Linked DNA regions of Mus musculus: region 1 is linked to region 2. A link is a loop called in an ENCODE intact Hi-C map of the cell type or tissue named here. Cell type or tissue: gastrocnemius. All regions are shown on one strand. Each heading gives the region's core, and the rest is flanking DNA. Links, peaks and the distances in the headings are about the cores only. Region 1 holds the start of Gm41313 (a long non-coding RNA gene). Region 2 overlaps Angpt1 (angiopoietin 1).

The links. Peaks named below come from ENCODE experiments on the same cell type or tissue, not always from the same donor. Only the 100,000 strongest peaks of a DNase experiment are listed, where the experiment ranks them.
Region 1: a loop joins it to region 2, with 7 times the contacts of the local background. A loop is called at or near these places in 2 of 42 quality-filtered maps.

Annotation. Positions count from the first base shown.
Region 1 is chr15:42,662,221-42,672,196 of GRCm38, forward strand. All of the region lies in intron 1 of Angpt1 (angiopoietin 1), which reads right to left. Gm41313 (a long non-coding RNA gene) reads right to left here and starts at 3,846. Exons shown (of 2, transcript XR_875323.1): 1 at 1-3,846. In gastrocnemius, for the core only: no CTCF peak of the experiment used is centred there; a DNase peak (open chromatin) is centred at 7,724; H3K27ac peaks cover 377 bases.
Region 2 is chr15:42,607,576-42,617,551 of GRCm38, forward strand. All of the region lies in intron 1 of Angpt1 (angiopoietin 1), which reads right to left. Among named protein-coding and RNA genes, the nearest start is that of Gm41313, 54 kb to the right of the region's middle. In gastrocnemius, for the core only: no CTCF peak of the experiment used is centred there; no DNase peak of the experiment used is centred there; H3K27ac peaks cover 223 bases.

The DNA.
Region 1 (9,976 bases), core at 1,352-9,351, 55 kb after region 2:
TCTAATCATTTATTTGAATCAAGGTCTCCTAAATCCATAAGTCGTCTCTGTTAGTAAGAGACATGAGAAGTTTCACTTCCAGCCTGCCAATGGTCTTTCTTTTGAGTTCAAAATTGAGAGCAAAAGTTAGACTTATATATGCAAAAGCATAAACATTCTGAGCACATACAAAGTGAAAATAATTTAAAGGTAAAAGGTGGGGGTGGTTAAAGAGATGTCCTAGTGGCTAGGAGCTGGCACCACACTTACAGCAGATCAGAGTTCCTTTCTCAGAACCTACCTGATTTAATTCATAATCATTTGTCTCTCCAGCTCCAGGGAATCAAAAGCCCTCCTCAAGATTTTGCAGACATGTTTGCTGACACGTGTGTAATTCCTCAGACAGATGCAAACAATTAAAAATAAAACAGCTCTTAAAGAATAAAGGTAATAAATAGTTGCCCCCAAAATACTTTAAGCAGGATACTATTTCATTAATATTGCAAAATTACTAATTAAAATTGTAAATTAGTCTATTGACCATATTATACTCCTATTTTGTGCTTAAATTAAAAAAATCTGTCACTACACTGTAACTTTTCTAAGAAAAAATGTGTAGTTAATAGCTTAAAACAATATCTTTATTTGGGTATCCATATCAAAATAACCCTCGCTTGAAGCACTGTGTCTAAGTAATTTGCTCAAAAAAAGTAAAACTAGCAATGAATTATTTTTTATCTGACATATTTGTGAAGTTTAAAAGAATTACTGGAACGGGAAGGGTAATAGAGAACAGTTCTCTTAGAATAACAACTTCCCATAGACGTTTACACACATATAAGATAAATTATCCTGATCCCCACAAAAGGCTGCTTATCAACAATAGATTCTCCCAAGTGTCTAGGAAAACACCACTCATGTTCAGAACCTTTGATTCTGCCCCCAGCTCAACATTGAGAATTAATTTTAATTTGTGGAGGAAACAGTTGGAGAGACAAGAATACTGAAAAATATCAGATGTAACCCATCCATGAAATCTGAGTTTAATCTTTACATTTTCCTTAAAGGAAATGTGCAACCTTTTAAGATTTATTTAATGCAATAGCCTTTAGTTTTCTTGTGCTCAACACTGGTGTGATAATCTCTATTACCTGTAAGACCATATATGTTTATGTATTTGGAAGATGACACTGCTCGCCAAGGTACGACTGTGAATACTGAGGTTGTTTTTAAATCCTTTTTCTAGAACATTCAGTTTCATTTTTCTGCTAGTGACCAAATATCCAATAGTCTTCTCCTTACAGACAAATCAATTCACCAAACACAGCAAATAAAAGAAAATTATTGGCAACAACTCTAGTTCTGTTATAAGGATGAGATAAATGACATTATAATTGTGTCTATTAATGTATGAACTGTACAATCAAGCACAAGAGTGTGCTTCCCAGTTGCTGTTAATGTGTATTTGCCAATTTGACACCTATATCTAGACAGGAAGTAATTGATAAATGGGTAGAATATGAAAGAAACAGGAGGCAGGTGAGTGTATGAAGAAATGAACCCACAAAACTGAGAACATCATATACCCTGGCTCAATAGTTTTCTACTGACTGAGCAAAGATCTTTATCATTCAGCATCATCATTAGATCCTGGAACATTTCCCGGAGTAGAGTAGACTTCCCCCCAAATAATGTAGATGCTGCCATGCATATTTATTTATGCATGTACTGGGCAACTACAATGTGAAAATGCCACACACTGAAGAGCCCAGGGCAAGCAAGTGTAGAATGAAGTGTTTGGTTGCTCAAGTGGTATTTAGCCTATTCTACCACACAGAAATTATTAGAAAGCTAAATTTAGATTTGTTGCCAATCTGAACTCTTATGTGGGACTCTATGTTGGGACATGTACAGTGTGGCGTTAGGGTGGCTTAGAGTCACATAGGTGTTCTCTGTCATCTGCGAAGTCACTCTTGCATCACAGGCATCTGAATGGCCAGGCCTCCAAGACCAGAAGAAGAAACTAGACAGGGAGATATCTGCCTCAAGTGCCTCCAACTCGGACCAAAACACCAGAAGTATTTTAATTAATAGCAACAATGATAAATAAAAGAGGAAATGAGATAAGAGGTCCCCGCCCAAGAAAACAAGGCTTTTCTTCTCATTTTTACAACTCCCTGTGTGACCTACAGAAGAAAAGTACATGCAAATAATACTTTAAGTACCAGAATGAACTTTGCCTTTTCCAAGCAAGACTGCCTACTGATAAATCCAAGAGGGAGATCATGAATTGAATGGAAGCTATTTAAAACAGCAACCCCCTCCGCTCTCATGTAAAGTAATTGTAAGCCTTTCTTTGGCATTTCAAAGTTTTTAGATAAACCATCAGACTCAATTAAGCACTGTGACTTCAAGAAGATGGTATGTCTGTTGAGCAAGACAGGAGGGCCTCCAGACAGGGGTCTGTGTGGTCTGTCACCAGACCTGCAGGAGGGACAGAGCCTGGCTATTGTGTTGCACTGGGCAATACAACCTATTGCCACAGCCAATTTAACTATGAGCTTTAAAGCCTCAGTGAGGACAAATGGCTAAGACAGAGCATGAGGAAGGCGCAAGTCATTTGGTAAAGAAGAGTTAAGGCTTTGTCCACACAGACAACTGCAGAAACTTCTAAAGGCAGACTTGTAATTTAGGATTAACAAGGGGAGACATCATGGTTAAAATCCTGTAACTCATTCTGTATGGGTTAAGGGCAGAGTTCACAGAGCTGGGCTCCCTGCGATTTGCCTGCTGGTCCTAAAGTGTGCCTTTGTATATAGTCCTGTGAAAATGGACTCCTTTCCCCACGCATCAGTTTCCTCATGGGACAAGTCCATCAGGTAAATACTGATTAATTTTCAAAAATATTCAATAAGTTGATGCTTGTAAAGTTTTTCCAGGGTTTCTGGTAGTGGTTAAAGTACCCAATACAGTATCTAAAATCATCCCTGGTATTATCTAATATTTAACTCATAATTGCTGGGTAAAAAGCTAAAGCAAAATAATTTATGTGAATTATGCTTACATCTAAAAAAACTCTATGGCGTATGCAGCTATTTCTTTGATTTTATCCATAATGAAACAGAGAAACAGAGAAGTTAAGGAGCTTGCCTAAGGCCACACAGCAAGTAAGTTCCACTGTCAGGATTCTAAATTCCTGTGATGTAGTTCTGGTACACAAGTTTTATCAGTGGGTTATATCATCTTTGAACTTGATATTGGCACAGTGGACAATCTATTGGCTTTCATGTCTGTCCACTTCAGTGGGTTTACTCTTCAAAACAGACTGTAGTGTATTCATTTCTGCCTCCCTGTACTTTGAAGACCGCATTGGAGGGACAGTATATTTGGTCAGGTGACTGGCTGACAGGCTGCTTGCCTGTCCTTAAAGGTGAGCTCCTGCTATTCCTGCTACATCCTTAATTTCAAGCTCTAACTCACTGCTGCCCCTCTGGAAAATCCTGATTTAGCCCCTCCCCTGTCCTCGGCCTCCAGAATGGGACAGTCACTGGCATTTCTGCTCATCCTACAGCCTTCAGCTTCCCAGCATCTCACTCCACGGTCAGCTGGTGGAGGCTCTCTCAGCTCTTCAACAAAAACAGGAGCAGAGAAGACACAGAGATGAGCAGGGAAAAAGTCTCTGTCCTTCCTGCTCTGAGGTTAACCCTCTGCCTCTGCTTCCTGGGCTTTGGTTATGCTGAATTCTCCCAGCTGCAGAGTAAGGGAAGAACAGGAGTTTGAAAAAGCAAGTCACCAAGCACCCCAAAGACCTGAGAGAGATGAGAGAAGGAGGGACAGAGAGAGAAGGAGAGATGGATGGAGGGGAGGAGAACAGAGGGAGGAGGGAGGGAGGGAGGGAGGGAGGGAGGGAGGGAGGGGAGGGAGGGGAGGGAGGGAGGGGAGGGAGGGGAGGGAGGGAGGGGAGGGAGGGACATTAGGAAGTGCTCTCCCTCTAGGTATCAGGTGCCTACAGCCTCAATACTCCCATCAGATGCCCTTCAGTCTTTTACTGAAGAAAATTAAAAAGTCCCTGGAGATGACGCACGAAATTGGTATATTCATTAAATTGCCAGGTGTACACAAAACTGACACAACAAAGTTTCTTTGTATAGCTGTCCCCTGAGAAGCTCTGCCAGAGCCTGATCCATACAGATGCAGATGAATGCAGCCAAACTGAACCCTGCTGGGAGCAGGGAACCCAATGGAAGAGTTAGGGGAAGGATTGAAGGAGCTGGAGAGGTTTGCAACCCCATAAGAAGAAAAACAATATCAACCAACCAGACCCCCCACCCCCACCCCAAAGCTCCCAGGGACTAAACCACCAACCAAATGTACATGTGGGGGGACCCAGGGCTCCAGATGGATATGTTCAGCATCAATGAGAGGGGAGCTCCTTGGTTCTGTGGAGGCTCAATGACTCAGAGTAGGAAAATGCTAGGGTGTTGAGGCAGGAGTGGGTGGGTGGGTGGGGGAGTACTATCACAGAGGCAGGGGGAAGGGGAGAGGACAGTGGGTTTGTGGAGGGGAAACTGGGAAGGGGATAACATTTGAAATGTAAATAAATAAAATAACCAATAACAATTTTAAAAACACAAAAATAGAAATAAAAGCAAATGTCACTTATTATTTAAAAAAATGAAGAATTGGAAAATATCAACACACCTAAACAAGGTTGATTTTCTTTGACCCTCAGTAGAATTCTGTATAAAGTGAACATGATACTTTCCAATACTAGGAAATCATTGACCATCACAGAACCCTTCGTGCAGACAAATACCAATGATGTGACAACAGATATGTAAAATAAGTAAAGTAACACACTTTGCCAAGGACTGACCACGAGTTATCTATTATTTTATCACATTTGAGCCATCCTGCATAGGGAGGAGCTGGACATTTTAAGAGTCTAGAACAGTGAGTGTGTTTCTCTGTTTTGGTGATTTCAACATCTGATAACCTTAAAGTGCTTTGTATCTTACAGATTTCATACTAAACTAGCAACAAATATTCAATTTAACAACTGTTGGATTTCATTTTATATATTGAGGATATACCTGCTTCATATTTAATCACCTAGAACCTCTACTGAGGATGCCTGAAATACATTTCTTGGAACCTATGGGGCCTCTCAGGTTGTTGCTGGAAAGGAGTAGGGTAGAGTCCTGGGCAAGCCTCATCCTACACATCCTCTTTGACCTTCCACATGCCCCTATACGACACAGATTTCTCTCAATCTCTTTGTTTGAAAATCAAGTTCTGTTACTGTCAATTACTTCAAGTGCATCAGTTTATTCATTCAGAAGCAGAGATAGTTCCCTTGAGCTAAGGACACTGGAGGTGGGAAAACTCCAATCAGAATATATTGTGGGGGGAAGGGGAGTCTACTTTCAAAAAAAGAAAAGAGAAAAATGTAAAGTCTATCTCCAATGAAGGAAAAACAGGAAAAGAAAAAACTGTGAGCTAGGAGTTAATAATGGAAAAAGGCTGAGTATGGTGGTATGTGGTGTAATCACAGGCTATGGGAGGAGATGGGACAGGCAGGTTGTGGGGCTCACTGACCAGCCAGCCTAGACTACTTGGTGAACCCCAGGTCAAAGAGAGAACCTATCTCCAAATGAACAAACAAATTACATAGATAGATAGATAGATAGATAGATAGATAGATAGATAGATAGATGACAAATGGATGGATAGATAGATAGATAGATAGATAGATAGATAGACAGACAGAAAGAAAGAATAAAAGTGGACAGTGTCTGATGAATAACCACTGAGGTCATCCTCTGAACATTGCATGTATACACATGCATGTGTACCTTCACATACATGGTCACACACACATACACAAGTAGTAAACTTCTATTATTAGTATTTTTTATTATTAAATATTCAGCTTGTTATATATCTGTTGAACTACTGCTCAATCACTATTAAATGACTTCCATCTGATACTTCCATTCTTACTATTTAAAAATCAAAGGGAAAGTGAAAAAAGAAGATATTGGAGATATTGGTAATAAGACCCAAATTTTACATCTGACATTTTTGCAAGGAGACAACATGGAGAAGGCCTGATTGCTAGAGCAGTTCTTGAGCAGAAGTCAATCCCCACTGAGCTTCCAACTAGCTATCTGCATGTTAATAGTGGTAGGAGTGTTGACATGTCTCATAGCACCCCGAGACTCTTAACAATTTAGAGAAAAATATAACTTAAGAATTGAAAAATATTTACTGATTTCACGTAAAATAACTTTTAAGGAATAAGATTATAGTTTACCTCATTAGACTTTCATAAATAAAACCTAAGACTACATACAAAGCATATGCTCTTCCCAATAACTTATTCTGCAGGCAGCCTCAGCCATCTCATGGAAATATGTAAGTTTGATGTTCAAGAATGTAGAGCTATGAACATGTTATGAATAATTAAGATGTTCACATTAGAATCTTAATATCCCAGCTGCTAATTGACCACACACACATTGAGGTCTGAAGTAACTTTTGTATTCCCTCAACAATGTAAAAGCAAACAAGAAATAGAATTTCATTGAAAACGTGGAGGATTTATCTTACACCATATTTTTCTAATAATGGCAAAAGAAAAGAGACCTAAACACATTACCAGTGGAATGATGAGTTTCATCTGACTCATGCAGCGCCTGTAATTTAGAAATTGTTCGTTTTTCTGATTGGAGGAAAGGATTCTGATCACTGGTTGGCAGCTAGGACCGATCAAGCCTAACTACATCTCCCATTTAATACTTCCATGTGATGTAAAGGAGAGCATTCAGAAACTAAGTAAACATCACCTCCAAATACGGCGAACACAATCCAGAGGGGGCTTTGCTCTTTAGAAACTCTTTGATAACAGAGGGGCACATCTTTTGTACACATTGTAAAAAGATTTAAACACTGAGAGGCCCTTCTTCCCTCAGACCATGGGGCCAAAACCAAAGGGGGTTTGGAATTTCCCAACTTCACTGCAAAGGATAATCTTGTATTGGAACAAAAGTCATGGGTGACTCAGAATGTAATTAGTGTTGTGCATCTGCGCAAATGGCACAGCATAGCTTGTGGTATTAAAAAGAGAAAAAAAAAAAGGAAAAGAAATAGAAAGAAAAAGAGAAAAAGGAAAGAGAGAAGAAAGAAACTAAGGCTTAGGCGAAGGCCATTCATGAGTTCATACCAGGCCAAAGCACCGAGCAAAGCGAACTGCCTAACTCAGCCTGTCTGTCCTAGCAGGGCTGGTAATACCCTGTATTTGACAAAAGAGCCTCCCACTCCTGGCTCCACCCTTCTGTCAACTGTGCAAGCCTGTTCACTTTCTAATGTTTGATCTGAAACAAATGGAAAGGAAGTTGTTTTCCATGTACACTGAATGCAAGTGGAGAGGCTGACTGAAGTTCATGGCTGAGACCACTAAATGGTTCCGATGTCTTGTCAACATCCTTACTAACAACTCAGCCAACAGGATGGAACAGGCACAGGAAACAGGAGACCCCAGACTTGCTACTCAGAGGTGGAAAACTGTTTTCAGAACTCTTTTCCAGGTGCTTTTTCTCTTTGACATGTATCAGCTTCAAGAGTATTTCTCTGTTCACATGATAATGAGTAGGGGAAAGAAAAGACACAAAAATTCCCTTATTTGTACTCCAAAATGTCACCTCACATCATGCCAAACACCACGCCAAGAATTGGCTTAGTAAGGCTTTCTGCCAATTGGCAAAATCCTCACTTTGCTTGCTGGAGGTCAATGTTTTTCCCACACAACCAACTTCACAGTTTACCTTGCAATAGTCCCAATATCAATGCTGTTTCCTCTTATGATATAGAACAGGCTTAAGAATTTTTTTAAAGGGCCAGATATTAAAATACATATTTAAGTTCTATTGGACATTTAGTTTCAACTATAATTCCTCCATTCTGCCTTTGTAGGACAAAAACAGCTTTGAACAATGCACACAAGAAGGAGGGTGGTTGTGGTTCTGTTGTAATCAAACTTTATTTATAAACATGGTGACAGACAGGATTTGGCCCAAGGGCAACGGTTTGATGACTTTTCATGTAGACCATGTAAAAGATACTCACCCTGTATATCTAAGGGGTAATATGTGGAATATAGTTAGGCATTATGGCTATAAATGTTATTTATACTTTGAATAGCTCCACATAATTACTTCTTTCATTACTAGTTGAAAAAAAAAGGGGGGGGGGGTTCTTCCATTGGTATCCTTAAGAGGGTTTGGATCCAAGGGGTTGGCAGACACAATTTGTAGATGCTTAAGTCTCTTATTCAAAATACCAGAATATTTCATATTCCTCATACACATTATGTACTTAAACAACTCTGGAATTCTTATAAAACCTAACATAGCCTAGTGCTGTGTAAATGATTGCTTTACCATAGAATAACAAAATGCCCACGTGTGGTTCAGTCCAGATGCATGATTTTAAAGTATTTTTGATCTGAGGATGGTTGAATTTGTGGATCTGAAACTGTGTTCTCTACCCACTGTCTTAGGAAATTTTGTCAAACAGCTGTTACGCAACCAAAAGAATAAATAATGCAGTCAATAAAAATTAACCAGCAATTAAAGTTTTTACTTCATCATACATCATGCCTGTGATAATCAAGCCATTCCTTATTGAGGCCCTATTATGTGCCACACATGCCTTTAGGTATAAAGCAAATTGAATCAAAAAGAGACAAAAATTGTGTTATAAGGAATTTTACATGACCACAAATGGCTAAGACAGAATAAATAATTTGAAGAACAATTCTTAATATTATGCCACATAGCAGTAAATGCCATAAAGATGATGTGGTTTTGGTAACTTCCCTGAGATTGGAGGTTAAGTCCCTTTTGTTGCAAGTAGCATGCACTTCAGACAAAGCCCATGGATCTGAGCTGGTTGTGTCCTGAAATTCTCCTCCCTAAAGACTAGCTTTCATGGTTCCATAATGTACCATTCAAGCTTCCAAGGGAGAGAAGCAACCAATAGTCCTACCCAGCTATGACATCTATGAACCCTAAGCATGTAACAGTGGTACCCAGCCTTGGCAGTAACCAACAGCTCCCTAACTAGACTTAAGACCAACTCAACAAGAGAAGAATCAGGCCTAGTACTGGAAAGCTAGCCGGGCATGGATGATTTTCGAAGTCTAGGGACATTGGGGAACTTGGGTGAGAAACTACACCCACCACTTTACTAAAGAAGCATAATATCTAACTATAATCTAAAAATTCATCCTTATACCCACAGATAAGTGTAGGTCTTACCCCTCATCAAAGAAATGTCTCTTTCTAGCAAATGGAGACCATTTCAGAAAACTACAACTGATCCAAATGTAGAGAACGGTGATTGTGCAATGCCCAGCTCCAAAACATATCTACAGCGCAATTCCTAAACTAGGAGGAGAGGAGATGTGGAAAGAATATAAGAACCAGAAGACCAGAAAATTTGATGGGAGAATGTGTCTCCTAGAAATGTCAGAGTTGCTACACCCATGAAAGGTTCCTTATAATTTGTCCTTATACAAGACCAAAACACCTGAACAAGGATGATATCAATAGACATATCAACAATGGAAAGAAGAAACATCTTGGGGCCCCAACACTCGCGAGTCAGTTACAGGCACCTAAGGAATGCTGAGAGTGAGAGCAATAGTCTTCCTCAGGAAGGAGCCTTCCAGTTGATTATCTAATACCAAGAATCATATACCTACTAATCAAATTATAAACAGCCTGAACATGTTAAACTTATATATTTAAGAATTAAACTATTAAAAACAAAGAGGTCATGAATTCAAAAAATTTTCAATTTTTACAGAAAGGATTGGAGAGAGGTAATCTAAGGTAGAAATGGTATAATTATATTTTACTTTTTAAAAACTATAAAATAGGGCAGTGTAACACATTAGCAAGTCTCTCAACAGTCTGAGAAGGAGAAGGTGGTA
Region 2 (9,976 bases), core at 1,355-9,354:
ATATTTTAAAAATATAAGTACAGTATGGGATGGTGAAGAGTCTGTACATTATGTATCAACTACCCAGTTTTTCTAATGGTGAGTGAAAAATTCTCTCTCTCTCTCTCTCTCTCTCATCAGTTAACAATGGAAATAGTATTAGTCACAGTACGCATGGAAATCTGCCAATAAAATAAAGTTAAATAACATTTCTCTTCAAGCCTCATAAAAACGTCCAGAGGCCTTTTGTAAGGATGTAAAATATGACTCATATACTAGCCCAAACAGAGCAAAACAGGAGCAAGGAAGAGCATGGAAAACTCTTGCTGGTCTAGGAGCGCCTACAAGTACCCTTACGCTGTGGCAAAGTCCACTTTGGTGTCTCTGTCAATCCTCTCCCAAGCTACCTACAAAGGGGAAAGAAAACCGCCTTCCCCATCACAAGTATACAAAAGAGGAGTCTTGCTGGCAAGGTTAGCATCTGTCAGTATCAGGCTTGGGACAAAAGCAAAGCCGCCCTTTGAATTGTTTGCTTAATAAGATCTCCTGGTGAATGGCCTGTATCTGCAGCCTGGGCTTTACTGGGAACACAATGCTGTGTTATTTTACATAGGAAAGAGGTTAGTTTCAATAAAGCAAGTGGATATGGTCAGCTTGTCATTTTAATATAGTTCTAGTGTTTGTTCTGAAAACAAGGTGGATTTGCTAAACATTGTCCATAAGTACTGTCATGGTCATTCAGATACTTTGTCTGATCTATTGGATTTTTCTCCGGGATGTTCAATTTTGTATTGGCTGCTATTCATTGTCTGTGCTCCATTTGTGGCTTGCTGGTATAGAATTTTAATGAGTTCCATGTTAAACATCTATTAGAAATCACCCTTGCAGGCACTCTACAGGGAATAAGCCCATACATCTGTCTAGATTCAACTCATCCCTCCACTACAAGTAAAAATAATTCACCCCACATTTAAGGATAATTCTAGAGATCACAAATAAAACTAAACGTGGCCTGTGAGTACTTCCAAACACAAGAAAGTGCCATTTGCTGTGTGCACAAACTGAAAGCCTAATTCAGGATCATGTTCTCAGAGCAGGTAGCTGCGTTCCAGTCAATTACAGCAGCTGAGAGTCAGTGAGTCGCCTGTGGCCAACTGATTGGTTTAAGGCAAAACAGAGAGCTGTACCCAATTAACTCCCTGTGTAACTCACTTCCCTTCTCTGGCCATTCGTGTTTTCTGACCATGTTATGAGAATAGAAGTCTTAAACACTTCTCTGGATCTAAGAGATACCAACTATGTCTATGACTCTTTGATTATCTATTTCCTTTCTACAAATATGAGACGGTTACTTTGGTCCACTGGAAGGGCTAATGTTTAGCTTCCAGGATAATGACAACTGTTAGAGATTGCTAAAGGCTTATGCAGTAAGCAATTTGGTACCCCATTTGAACTTGCCAACAACCTGTGAAAGAGGTACTGCCTTCTCACAGAGAACCTGGGAGTCAACTAGTCAGGGCTTTGCCTAAGGACATGCATGCACTCATGAATCCAACGAGTCTTTCTATAAACTCTCAATGTTCTCATTATGTTAGATTTTAGTTATACCCTAATATTCACAAAATGCTTTTTATAAAAAAAGTGATTTTTTTAAACAAAAGAATAAGAGTATTTCTGGGACCAATGAACCATATAGTCTGTGAAATTCCACGCACAGCTGATAATTGGGTTTTTTTTCCTTGGTCTGCCAGCAAGTCTCCATTTGCAATTTGAGAGAATATTTAAATATATTTTAGTAAAAGCTTTTTTTTTTTTTATTTCAACATGAACACCTGCATTTGTGAAAGTTTCTTTAGTCTGAAACATTCAGAACTCCTGAATATTATTAGGTTTAGAGCACAAAAAGCCCTGGGCTAACTTGACTCATAAATTTCCTTATCATTCAGTCTAAGTGTTTCAGTTAATGGAAATCACTGTATCAGCTGCCAGAATCTGCACTTGAATAAAACTTTAAAAGTATACTTTTACTCAGACTTACATAGAACTGAAAAGGGAAAGCATCAGGCCAGGCCCTACAGCCTCAGAATTTTGGGTTGTTTTGCTTTGGTTTGGCTTATTTTTTTGCAGCAAAGTTTGTAATGACCCTGTGACTGTAGGCTGTGTGGAAACAGGAATGGAACAAGAATTTCGCAAATACTGCTAATATTCCTTTTGATGAAGGCTTTGCAAAGACCAACATAGTTGTAGGTGAGAACCCGCACATGCTGCAGCAAGAGACAGATGTGAACGAATATCTTCTCAACCTTAGACAGACGTGAACAAATTTCTTCTCAACCTTAGGTTCACTTAAGTCAAATTGGTAACCCACATTTGCATGCTGAGAGCTTCACACCATTGAAATGCACAGACAGTAGGGGAAGCAGACCCCAACCTGCCCCCTATTCAGAGCCAGGTTCTACGAATTTCTCAGCACAACACCAACAAAATGAGACAGGCATGGAGTGCTGACTGCTTGGCACTCAGGATTATACATGCCTTTAGTTGAAGGGCACTGCTTGTCCTTAGGATTTTGTCCCTTCCATGTTTGACAGATTCTTGGATACAGAGTCACAAAGATATGACTCTCCAAAAGGTGATTATACAGCCACAGTGACTTCTGGGATTAGCACTGGGTTCTGTTACAGCTGTCTTAGTGTGTAGCTCATCTTCCTACCCAGGATTGCTTCCCTCTGTTTTTGTTGTTGTTGTTGTTTTTAAAGGTACTGCTCTTAAGGATAAATTCTCCCATCTCTAAACAACAAAACAAGACAAAACAAACAGACAAACAAAACTGCCTGAATTTTCTAGGTTATGTCTTAGGTTCATGTTCTACCAGGAACATCATTAATGCTCAATAAAAGTTATTCTCCAATACCTGTAATCATTCTCTGACTGCACTGTTAGAGATAGAGGGGAATGGTTTGAGTAACTTCTCTTTTTAACCTGAAAAGAATTCTGCTATGGACAAGGAGCAATTGTTGTTGTCTATAAGCAAAGCTGTTTCTTATAATGCTCAATCTGAAACCAATAGACAGCAGCAAATATTCAAGTTGTATTGATTTAAGTAATTAAAGAATTTCAGTAGTTCATCTGATTTATTTTGGTAACTTTTAAACATATTTGACTTCTCGATAAAAAAAAAAAAAAAGGTCTTAGCTCCAAACTTTGTCTCTGTAACTCCTTTCATGGGTATTTTGTTCCCTATTCTAAGGAGGAATAAAGTATCCACACGCTGGTCTTCCTTCTTCTTGATTTTCTTGTGTTTTGCAAATTGTATCTTGGGTATTCCTGGGTATCCATGACATAATCAGCCACCAAACCCAGACACTATTGCATATGCCGGCATGATTTTGCTGAAGGGACCCTGATATAACTGTCTTGTATGAGGCTATGCCAGTGCCTGGAAAATACAGAAGTGGATGCTCACAGTCATCTATATGATGGAACACAGGGTCCCCAGTGGAGGAGCTAGATAAAGTACTAAAGGAGCTGAAGAGGTCTGCAACCCTATAGGTGGAACAACAATATTAACTAACCAGTACCCCCAGAGGTCGTGTCTCTAGCTGCATATATAGCAGAAGATGGCCTAGTCGGTCATCATTGGGAAGAGAGGTCCCTAGGTCTTGCAAACTTTATATGCCCCAGTACAAGGGAACTCCAGGGTCAAGAAGTGGGAGTGGGTGGAAAGGGGAGCAGGGTGGGGGGAGTGTATAGGAAACTTTCCTTTCGGGATAGCATTTGAAATGTAAATAAAGAAAATATCTAATAAAAAAAAAATGTAATTAGTAGTCTTTTGTTAATGTAAATACAAAATCCATCACACTACAGTGCCAAGAAAGTGATTCTTTACTGATTGGCTTAATAAAACCCTTCCTTGATCAATCAAAAAAAATACATTGAGTATGAGGGCCATGTTAATCTCCCCCAGAAACTGCACAGGACTTAAGCAGAGTGCATCCCTAGAGAGAATTCAGTACAAATCCCAGCTGAAAGGCACTGGGAAAACATTTGCAGCTATCCAGTGATACACTATTCTGGGCACATTCTTGGTTATGCATGAATGTCACGATGACTTCTAAGGGATTCATTATTTTATTTGGAATCATAACAATACTTAGAACACCAGGAGGAACTTTTCAAAATTAAGTCATAATAATTCAAAATTTGATCACATATTAAAATATCTCAAATATATTAGGTGAACAATTTTTTAATTAGATATTTTCTTTATTTACATCCCTTTCCTGGTTTCCCCTTCAACCCCCCCCCATACCATCCCCACTCCCCCTGCTCACCCACCCACGCACTCCCACTTCCCTGTCCTGGCATTTCCCTATACTGGGACATTGAGCCTTCTCAGGACCAAGGGCCTCTCCTCCCATTGATGTCTGACAAGGCCATTCTCTGCTAGATATGCAGCTGGAGCCATGAGTCCCTCCATATGTATTATTTAGTTGGTAGTTTAGCCCCTGGAAGCTCTGGGGGTGCTGGTTGATTCATATTGTTGTTCCTCTTATGAGGCTGCAAGCTCCTTCAGCTTTTTCGATTCTTTCTTTAGACGCTCCATTGGGGACCTTGTGCTCAGTCCAATGGTTGGCTGTGAGCATCCACCTCTGTATTTGTCAGGCACTGGCAGAGCCTCTCAGGTGGACAATTTTTAACCATTTCTTTTCCATACTTTGAAAAATCACATTAAAGGAATCTTCCCCAGTTTCTGACTTCTAGAATTGAATTCAGAGTATTATCAGTATAACAGTCCTGCACTACAATTGCTACAGGGGGTATCTACAATGACTTGGGCATTCCTTTGCTTACTAATAGTTTTAGACATCACTGACCAAGACAAAGACACAAAAACAATGAGAGGAATAAGTAAAGGTTGTTGCTATGACAAGATGCATAGGGAAGACACACTGAGAAAAAAAAAAGAAAAGAAAATCAGTCAATTCAGAGAAAAACAATCTGATGGATTCCTTCAGAACTTATGTTTGGCATGTGTATCAGTCAGTTTCTTGTTGCTATGATAAAATTTCCAGCAAAACCAACTTAAAGACGGAATGATTTCTTTTAGCTTACAGTTTGAGGGTACAATCCAGTGTGGCAAGGAAATTTTGGTGGCAGGAGCTTGAAGTGGCTGCTCATATTACATCCACTGGCAGTCCACTGGCAGGAAGTGCAAAATAATGATGAATGTTGCTGTTCAGCTTGGCTTCTTTCCCCTCTCCAGCCTCACCCTAAAAATTCTAGAATTATAGCCCATGTAAAGATATGCCTACATTTAGGCTGGATCTTTCTATCTCAATTAAACTAATCTAGAAAATCTCTCACAAGCATGCTTAGAAGTTAACTTAATCTAGATTTTCTCTCAGAGATATGCTCATATATTTGGGTGATTCTAAAAAAAGCTTGTGATTTTGAAAATCTATACCTACAATGCATTGTATCTAAAACATGCCTCTTTCCAACATTGCTTATCCTCATTACTGTTCTGCATGGCTCTGTTGGTAACAAAGAATTAGAGAAACAAAGCCTTGGACACATTGGATTCAAGTTGGGGCCCTGCAGGGCTTAGTATGGCATGTCCAACTGAGATTGTTGGCCTTTGAGCCTGGATAGGTGTGAATGAGTGCTTACAGACAGTATTTTTCCACTTCTGTAATAACAATGTATAATAATGATAGGAAGTGTTTTCAAGTTATCTAGCATAAGCCCCAAGGGTAACTCCCATGATTAATACAGAGGCCTTTGGAAACCCTTGAAACAAATTAGAGTTGAGTTTCTCTAGCATTTAACAGAAAGTATACACAGCATAGGCAGCAGCTGCTACAGGTTACCTTGACCACCTTTGCTTCTTTCTCAAGTCTCTTCAGATTTATATCACATAAATATACTCAGCTATAATGGTACTGAACCTTATGCCACTTGAGAATCCTCTTAGAAAATAAAAACCAAATTGTGCATGCATAATAAAGTACAAGTACCATCAATTTTGGAAGACAATGAAAATACAACTTATAAGACTTGGGAAGGTAGCATCTTGGGTAATTTACAAAAGGAAGCAAATACAGAATCACTGTCTCGGTGAGAACCAGCCTCTTGCTACACACAGAGCTCTCTACAACAACAGGCCTGGAGGACATATTTCCAACTAGGACATAAAACAGTCCTGCACTGGGGGCAACTTGGAAGTCAGGGTAAATGAGCCGCCATCAACACACATGTCTAAGGTAAATAAATTAAAGACAGAAAAAGCAACTATATTACCAGAAAGTCCTTAAACAGAGGCTGTGGGTGGGGACCAAGATTGTGTAAATTTCTGTACTATTTTATGCTTCTAAGAAAGACATCATACTCAAAAGAGTTTATATGATGTTTTTTTAAGATGAGGTCTCTTCTAACTTGCTCTGTAGTTCTGGCTGACCTGGAACTCTCAATGTCATTGATGGGATTATATATCTGGCTCAAAGTATCCAAATGAAGATGAAGACAAATGGCAAAAAGTGAAAGTGACCATCAAGTCCATTCTAGAACAGGTCTGGTGACATTTCCTTTCCCTTCTTCCTTTCCCTGCTTGTGTGCTGCTCTTTTCCACCCTGCTTCCTTCCCTGGCTTTCAGTTTGAGGAGGAGGAGTCTTCAAATGTTTCCAGGATTTTTATGTTTTGCATGTGCTTTCTCTTGGCAGGATATTCTACCAAATCCCAATATTTGTCCTTGTCCTTAAAATAAACACAGCACTCAGAGAAGAAAAGAATAAAGGGGTACAACAATAACAAATGACAGGAGATTTTCCCTCGATGCCAAGATCCTGAAGCCATCAAGGAGCTTAGCAGGAATAATAAAACTCTACTCTTTTCAGTATAGGATCCATGTCACCAAGAGTTCACCAGTGTGCCAAGTGGAGAAGGGTGAAAAACAGAGGCAAGCTTTTCAATGAAAGAAAATAACACTGTATAAGTGAAGATAGTGATGAAGGTTTTGAAGCAAATAAATAAATAATTTCATCTCCTCTCAGAATTCACACAAGAATTCTAACAGAAAAAATTGGAGGGACCAAACTCTTTTCCCCTACATTTTTGTCTTTCCTGATACAGATCAACAAGCATACATTCTAAAAGGTCAGGCTAAACCTGGGAAACCCAGGTCATTGAAGGCAGGGCTCACCTGTTCTGTTAATAACATAATTAAATGCACAGAGCCTCTGGTTTCCAAAACTATGAGTGAACTTTTTGATTCATCTAGATGGATGGACATTTCAGGACTCTCTAGGCTCCACAGATGAACTGTTGAAATTCCTGAGTCGGAGGACTTAAGATCCTGTTGGAGCACTGTGATATTCCATACAAAGGTACAAATTGCTAAGAGACACCTGCCCACTGAGGCTCAGCTTCAGGCAAGCAAGAGGTCTGATTATTACTAAATATTTCTTGATTCCCCTCTGCTCTACCTTCACCTGGGTGACTGCTGAGGCTCCTAATGTATTTGCAGATATTGCCCTGAAAATGCCCTTTCTTCAGAATCAAATGTGAAATGTTAGCATGTTCATTGTTTTCTGCATATTTTAATCTTCTTAATCCATAATATTTCTCCCTAATTTTTGTTTATTATAAGAGACGATGTTCCACCATAATTGCAATTTCTATGTAGGAGGGCTCTTTGCTGCTGATGGCTTGAAACTGTGAATGCTATATGTCTTAGATGCCCTTCCTCTATGAACCTCAAGTGTGCTCATGTGCTGAGATTAAGTTTTCTGTGCTAAAGAGTTAGTGTTTCTTTCAGTCCAAGTAGAAATAGAAACAGTAATTTTTTTTTAGTATCAATTATAGAGAAGACACAGAATCTTAAATAGGTTAAAGAAATTGAGAGCACGTCATTAAATCAGTAGGATTTTGAAGACGTTGGGAAAGCTATATTTCCTGAATGAGTAGAGAAAGACAAATAGATCCTCACACTGCAGGCTATCAATGGGTGAAGGCCATGTTTTGAAAGCTAGCCTCTTCTGTGGGAAATTTTTCAGAGACTAAAAACCATTTTTATTTCTGTCTTTTTCTGTGGCTTTATTACCAACAGGAAAGACTTCATGTTTAAAGGAAAAAGTGGAATTTTTAAAGCTACAAACAATAAAACATGTTATCTGCTTTCCCATCTATAACATCCATGATTTAGCCATCTACTAGCTGATTTCCATCAGTATATACAAAATCCATTGGTGTGTGCATAATTTCTCGTGTGTGTTGAACATATGTTACATACTTGAACAATTGCAAAGATGAAGGTCAGAAACCTGGCAGAAACAGAATTGAATTCCAGGATTAACAACAGACTTTGCTAAGTGTAATATCTTATTTTAAGACTAAATATGAACCTCTGCAAATCTTGAAGATTGGATGAAAAGCTTCTGACTTCTCAGATCCACACTGTTACTATGTGCCCAGAAAAATGCATGCATCCTTTATTTACTATTCTTATTAGTTTCTCTTATCAAATACATTTCATGATGATTTACTTTGAACTACTCTATTAAATGATTTAAATTAAAAAAATTGTGCATCTACAAGGTTTTCTCTGGTTATGTTCTTTTTAGATTATTCCAGGAATTTTTTTTTGTCATAATATTTGGTAGTTGGTGTATTCTTCAACCATAATGACAATATTTCCAACCTTCCAACCTCATTTATGTTACATAAGAGAGCAACTTCCATGCCTTCAGAGGATGCGGTAAAGGGAAATCTGTCCATTACACATTCCTTTTATCAAATTTTTATAACTACCTCATTTATAAATATTACATGGGTTTTTATTTTTAAATCTAAGATATTTTGGGATATTTTAAATCATTTGTGCTACACTATACAATCATTGAGATATTTAAAATCAAATCAGGTAAAATCAACATCAGAGAATTGGATAATCAGGTTACTTAAGGATAGCTAGCTACCAATCATTCTAATTAACTGGTGCTGATTCTGGTTATAAGTCAAGTCATGAGATGACACTGTGCCCTATCAGCCCCCTGGCAGTGTTTTGATGGGAATTGAGAAAGGGTCCTTTAGAATATGAAGCATAGAGAGTCCTGGGAGCAGGAATGGCTGGCTACTGAGGGTAACACAGACTTCCCAGGCAAGTCTCCTAATGGGCATCTCATCACTTAACAGTTCAGTTAACAAATTTGGACAAAAAGCAACTGAAAACTTCATCCCCAATTATCAAACCCCCTTGAAGCTCTACATTTCCAAAGGCTTTCCTAAGAGAATAGGTGTCACTAATCAATAATGACACCTAGTGAGACACTCCCAGAGAGAGCTCCCTTTCTGTGAGATGTTTGTTAACCCAGCAGGAAGAGTCTGAGGTGAAATGCCTCTTACTTCAGGGTTAATTATTTGCATTTTTCCTTAAAGCCAATGCGAGCTTGAAGTATGAAAGCCAACCGCTGAATTCCAGGCGGGCAAAAAACCCTCAACTCTGCAGGATTCCTTCAGTGAGTGGATTTCTGGATTGCTTTTGTCTTGCAGAAGAAATATGTAGATCCATCAAAGAACTGTCATTCTCTTCATACAAGTAAAGGGGTTTCCCATAGACTAATATTCTTTTCAAAAGCGAGGCTTTCATGAGTCTTTTGTTTTAGGACCCTGAAAACATGGTGACTTGTTATGGTTAACATAAAAGTAAAAGCAATAAAAGTTCAGTGAGACACTTACAGCTGGTCATGTTTCATGTCTGAGAGACAAAGTCCATTTGTCATGTTGGTTCTTTTTACTTAAAGTCACTAAGTGGGCAGTGCTGCATGCATGATCATACAATGGGAAGGCTCTGGACTGCACTGAAGGGATTTGTGGACAAGTTCTTTTGTATTAGTTGTTGTGATTTTTGCTTTAAATTCTGAATTTCAGTGTACAGAAAAGATCTTGAAAGCATTTTGATTTCTAATGTAATATTTGATGTGTAATGAACTTCAAAGAA